2 separate regions of the Homo sapiens genome follow, and region 1 is linked to region 2. A link is an interaction called in ENCODE POLR2A ChIA-PET data of the cell type or tissue named here. Cell type or tissue: MCF 10A. All regions are shown on one strand. Each heading gives the region's core, and the rest is flanking DNA. Links, peaks and the distances in the headings are about the cores only.

The links. Peaks named below come from ENCODE experiments on the same cell type or tissue, not always from the same donor. Only the 100,000 strongest peaks of a DNase experiment are listed, where the experiment ranks them.
Region 1: POLR2A ChIA-PET joins it to region 2 with 6 read pairs; 4 of 35 experiments call an interaction of 5 or more read pairs at or near these places.

What each region holds. Positions count from the first base shown.
Region 1 is chr14:60,223,774-60,226,698 of GRCh38, forward strand. No RefSeq gene overlaps it. Among named protein-coding and RNA genes, the nearest start is that of PPM1A, 24 kb to the right of the region's middle. In MCF 10A, for the core only: no CTCF peak of the experiment used is centred there; no DNase peak of the experiment used is centred there.
Region 2 is chr14:60,150,593-60,153,517 of GRCh38, forward strand. It overlaps DHRS7 (dehydrogenase/reductase 7), which reads right to left. Exons shown (of 7, transcript NM_016029.4): 4 at 2,347-2,586. Among named protein-coding and RNA genes, the nearest start is that of DHRS7, 13 kb to the right of the region's middle. In MCF 10A, for the core only: no CTCF peak of the experiment used is centred there; a DNase peak (open chromatin) is centred at 1,339.

The DNA.
Region 1 (2,925 bases), core at 276-2,775, 73 kb after region 2:
CTATATTAGAAAAAATAGATTTATCTGAAACTGTCAAGTGGACTAATTGGTTTTTTGTTTAGTTGCATGTTTGCTTTTCGCAGTTCGGTAATAGATCTTCAACTGGCAAAGGAAAGGGAAGATTTGCTGTACCTTTTTCACAACAACCCAAAGAAGTGTCTCAATAAAACAACGGTTTTAACTTAGGAAACTGAATTTTTAAAAAATTAAAAGGTAACCCAAAAGTCATGTGTCCACCCAGGGCAGGATTTTTGAACTGGGGGAAAGATCAGAAGATAGGTGTGTGGACTGACGAGAGGAGGGTGGAGGGACACAAACTCCTAAAAACCTGGGAAGCACAAATATATTGTCATTCTCCACTGTGTATATTAATTGTCTTTGCTTTATGCTGATGTTGCTCTTAATAATATTCCTTACGGTGCCAGGGCACTTTGTGGTTTATGAAGTACTTGTACTTGCTCATATATTATTATTAGGCTCATTTTACTGGAGAGAAAATTAAGCCCTAGAGAACCTAAATGATTTGTTGAATGTCTAATGTTTATTATGTGGATGAACTGGGCCTAGAAACCAGGTCTTCTGTTCTTTTGACTATTCCTGGAGGTGGCAGAGCAAAGTGGTTGAAAGCTTGGGCTTTGGAGCCAGACAAACCTGGGTGTGCACTCAGCTCTACCACTTCTTAATTGTGCGAACTTGGAGAAATCGCTTAGCCCCTCTCAACTTCCATTTCCTCATCTGTCAGGTGGGGATAAAAACACCTACCTTGGACAGTCCCTACAAGAATAAAAGATAACTGCTATTATTATTACCCTGCCCATGCCCTTGACAAGCCTTGCTTTTAGTCTCCAGGTCAAATTGGATCCACATTGTAGGTTAAATTGTGCCCCCCAAAATTTATTTGTTAAAGCCCTAATTCCCACCTCAGAATGTGACCTTATTTGGAAATAAGGTCTTTGCAAATGTAATTAGTTAGGTTAAAATGAGGCCTCCAGAACTGTGACACACAAATTTTTGTTGTTTATGTCACCTAGTTTGCAGTACTTTGTTATAGCTGCTCCAGGAAGCTAATACAATCCCCTACTCAGTGTGGCACTGGTGATGTCAGTGCCTACTCACAGTTCCACGGAAGTTTTACCATTGCAATCAGCTGCCCTCTATGACCCTTTCTTTCATCCAACTTTATTGAGCAGAGAAAGGTCCTCAAAATGGAAATTCATGAGCGCTGGAGAAGTCCAAATCCTAGATTTAAAAAAAATCAATCTGATTATAAAGATCTAATTAAAATTATACCTTAATCAGAAATGAGCTAAAAGTTGCCATTTGTGCTTTAATGGTCCATCTTTTCAGAGTGGGCTCTCCCTTCAATCGGTGCTTACTCTGGAGCAATAATTCTCAACGTAGAATATCTAGGAATGAAGCTCAGGAAAATGTATTTTTGGAAAGCTTTTCAAGTGATTTTCATGATCAGCTGGTTTTCTAGAATAAAAATAACATTATTTAATTACATTTGAAAATATCACCTGATTGCAATAAACAGCAAACCAAGACCCTAGAGAAGTAAAGTATATGGATTCGTTTCCTATTGCTGCTGTCACAAATTACCACAAATTTAGTGGCTTAAAACAACAAAAATTTATTATCTTACAGTTCCAGAGGACGGAAGCAGTAATATCTGTCTGCAGCACCCTGTTCCTTTGAGGCTTTAAGGAGGAATCGACTTCTTTGCTTTTTCCAGCTGCTAGAGGACTCCTGCACTCCTTGGCTTCTGACCTACCCCACAACCCCTAAATTTCTCTGACCTCTGCTTCCATCATTATGCCTCCTTCTCTGACTCTGATCCTCCTGCCTTCCTCTTATAAGGACACTTGTGATTATATTGGGCCCACTCAGACAATCCATTATAATCTTCGTGTCTCAATATCCTTAACTTAATGACATGTACAAAGTTCCTTTTGCCATATAAGGTAACATATTTACTGGATCCAGGGATTAGAATGCGAACATTTGAGCAGGATCATTATTCTGTTTACCATGGTACAAGAAAGTTGCTTTTTAAATTTTTTATTTTTTTTCTGAGTTAAAGAAGGATTATTGTTGTTTTGAGGTTTACATCCTTTTTGCAATTCTGGACTCTTGGACCTTTGGTCATTTATAGGCCCATCCTCTCTACTTTTCTAATTTTCAGTTAAGAACTAGCATTTTTAAAGTAATGATTTTAGAATAAACTTACTAGTATTTGGATGTCTTTGGAAAAAAAGAGAGCAGAATCTTTTAGTCCATTTTTGTTTTCAGAATTACAGAACCTGAGTTTCGAATGCTGCAGGAATTTTCTAACTATTTCAAAGGATGCTGTTAAATTTTCTAAAATATATTATGATGAAACTTATTTTTACCTATATATTTTGGGGGTAGGAAGAACTGTGTTGCAAAAAAATTTTCAAGCATCAGTATATTATAATATTGCCAAGCAAACATGTCTTACATCACAGTTTCTATGGGTCAGGAATCTGGGTGTGGATTAGCTTGCTCCTCTGCCTCCAGAGCTCTCATGAAACTACAGTCAAGGTGTTGGCCATGGCTTGCAGTCATCTCAAAGCTCGACTGGGGATGGGTCCATTTCCAAGCTCATTCAGGTGGTTGTTGGCAGGCTTCCGTTTCTCCCATGTTGTTGCACCAAGGGCCTCAGTTCCTCATTGGCTGTTAGCCAGAAGCAACCCTTAGTTCTTGCCAAATGGACCTCTCCATAGGACAGTTCACACCATGCTGGCTTGTTTCATCAGTGCAAACAAGCTAGAGGGTAGAGAGTTTCAGCAACACAGAAACCACAATCTTTTGTAACCTAATCTTGGAAGTAATGTACCATCAAGTTCACAATATTCTATCTGTTAGAAAAGAGTCACTAGGTCCAGCACACACTCAGTGGGG
Region 2 (2,925 bases), core at 241-2,740:
TGCTGAGAATGATGGTTTCTAGGTTCATCCATGCCCCTACAAAGGACATGAACTCATCCTTTTTTATGGATGCATAGTATTCCATGGTGTATATGTGCCACATTTTCTTAATCCAGTCCATCATTGATGGACATTTGAGTTGGTTCCAAGTCTTTGCTATTGTGAATAGTGTATAAGGCACTTTTAACAGTAGACTGGAGGCAATCTAGAACAGACATTCTCAGCTCTTTCCAGGTATAAATGGTTCACCCCCTTTGATAGTGAGGGGTCTTCCCATCAATGATTTTTATGGTAGGCATGCACTGGATAGGTAAAAAGAACTATCCCTATAGATTCTGATATATGCTCTTCATACCAGTCCTCCTCTCCCCACTCCAAAAGGGGTATATGTCCTCCACTGAGAATCACTGAGGTCAGGTTTCTATTTATTCCCCAAAGTAGTCTAAAGTGCAAATTTTTGGGGCAAAGGTGAGGAAGATGGGATTAGTACTTCACAGAAAGTATCAGAAAGAATGAATTCAACTTTTTCCATTTATATTTCTATTTTAACAGTATTAATTCATTTTAGCAAACATTTATCTTTTTGGGTAATAAGAGGGTATGTGGCTAATTAAAAATGTAATATGATTGCCTACTGAATGACTTGTGTAAAACAGACTAGACCTTCTAGACTTAAAAAGATACTGACCATTTCTAAACCAATGGGGAGTAAACAGAAATCTACTGCCTCTCATCTCTTCCTAAATTAGGAAATGTTCCAAGACTACATTGTTATAAGGCTGGGTTATCTATTGAAAAGCCTAAACAGCTAACCCACAGTACATTGTATATGATCCAAAAATGTTAAACAGTTATCAGCTCTGAAATGCTGACCCCAACAAACAGAGGGGCTATGAGGGTTTATGATCAGAGACCAATACAGTGCCAGACTCAGAGATGAACCCAAAAAAAAAAAAAAAGCTTGCTAATTGAATGGAAAACTCCCATAACTTTAACCTTCTGCCTCTCTGTAGCAAAAGAGGAGAGAGGACACCAAGCAAGCCAATATATCAAACACTAAAACCTCTCCTTGTTTGAAATCACATCTAGTATTGTGTGTAAACTTTTCAATGATAAACAAGTTAATTCTGTAGTTTACTGAGAATCTGAGAAGGAAATGTGCTCTTCAAAAAGAGCTTCCTGGTAACTACAGTCTCAACCTGCCACATTTTATCATAGGATCAAATCCAGTAATAAAATAATGAGTCTTGGAGGGCAGGCCAGACAGCTCATCTGTGTTTACTGAAAGCATCCAGCATATCTTATGAGACACGTGGTGCCAAACAGATGGGTGGCCGCCCTCCCTCATCTGCCTGCCTGAGGCTTGCCCAACTGCTCCACAGGAAGTGACTGATGCCTGTTACTAAATATGAGGAAATCATCAGTATAGCATTCCGCTTCATCACTGTCTGCAATTGTCTGCACTTTGCAGCAGAAAAAAGATGTCCTAAAGAACCAAAGCTTCAAATTTTCATGAAACCATGATGACCATGTAGCTATTGCATCTCATGATTCCAACAGTGAAACATTCTACTTAAACTGACTTCAACAGCTTTAAATATAAATTTTGTGTCTTCCTTAATCATTCTTTTCCTATTGGCCTTATAATTTCTTTATATCCAGTCTTAAGCCACCATTAAAAATTCATCCATTTCTAATATTTATACATCGTAAGTTATGCAGTCCAAATCAAGCTTCTCTCCTTGCCTCTGCCTTGACTAGATTTTCTTCTTCCAATGAAACCAGAGAGAATACAGTCAAGATTTTTCCCAGTAAGGATATGAGACCAGGACTAATCATCCTGTGGGAAGTACCTATTTCTGACATGCATATATAATTAGACCAGGCAAAATAAACACCAACTACAAGGGGCAAGGAAAAGAAGTCACAGAAATGGGGAGGAAAAAGTACATCCTGAAGTGTATGTAGAAGAAAGGAGAAGTGGACCCCCAATTTTCCATGAAGATTTAGTAGGAATAAGGATAAGGTGAAGAGTAACATGTTAAATAGATGATACACTTTTTGAGGGCAGAGACCACATCTTATTATCTTTATATCCCCAGGGTCTGTTGTAGTACATGGCACAATGCAGTGCTTGATACATATTTATTTGTTCAACAAGTTAGAGGCATGTGTGGATCAAGTCTTTTTTAGCATCTACTGGGGGTGTCCTCTACCAAAAGTCTCCTTGGGTCTCTCTGTCTCCCCACATCACTTCCAGTTCCAAGGACCTCACACAGTGATGGCCATATCCCCCATATACACATTTAAGTCAGTTCTATCAGAGTTGAGTTTGAGCAGCCTTACCCGGAGAGCATGCTTGCTAGCACAGTATCCAATGGAAAGAGGTACAGATATGATACCCAGGATGCTATTCACAGTAACAATCTTTCCTTGCTTCCTCTCGATCATGTGAGGCAGAACACATTTTGTCAAGGACACCGTCCCTAAGTAGTTAAGCTCTATTAGCTTTCTGTAGACATCCAAGCTGGTATCCATGCACAGAGAACGCTGGGACATTCCACCATTGTTGACCAGAATGTCGATCTAGTTAAATAAAATCAGAAAAGGGGTGTTTGGGGGATGTCTTGTGGATAGATTGATGGAATTCCTATGGATGGTTGGTTATTTTGTTAACTTAAAGAATCAATGGAACAATGGTATATTTCCAGAAGTCAGCAATTAAAAAGATAAAATAAAGCCCTGAATTTACCTGTGGAATTAAATTCCCGTTTTAGGTGACTTTTTGTGAAAGTTAATAATTGTCATTAAAATAAATAAAAGCAGCCAGCTGGGCACAGTAGCCTGTAATCCCTGCACTTTGGGAGGCTGAGGAGGGTGGACCATGAGGTCAGGAGTTCAAGACCAGCCTGACCAACATGGTGA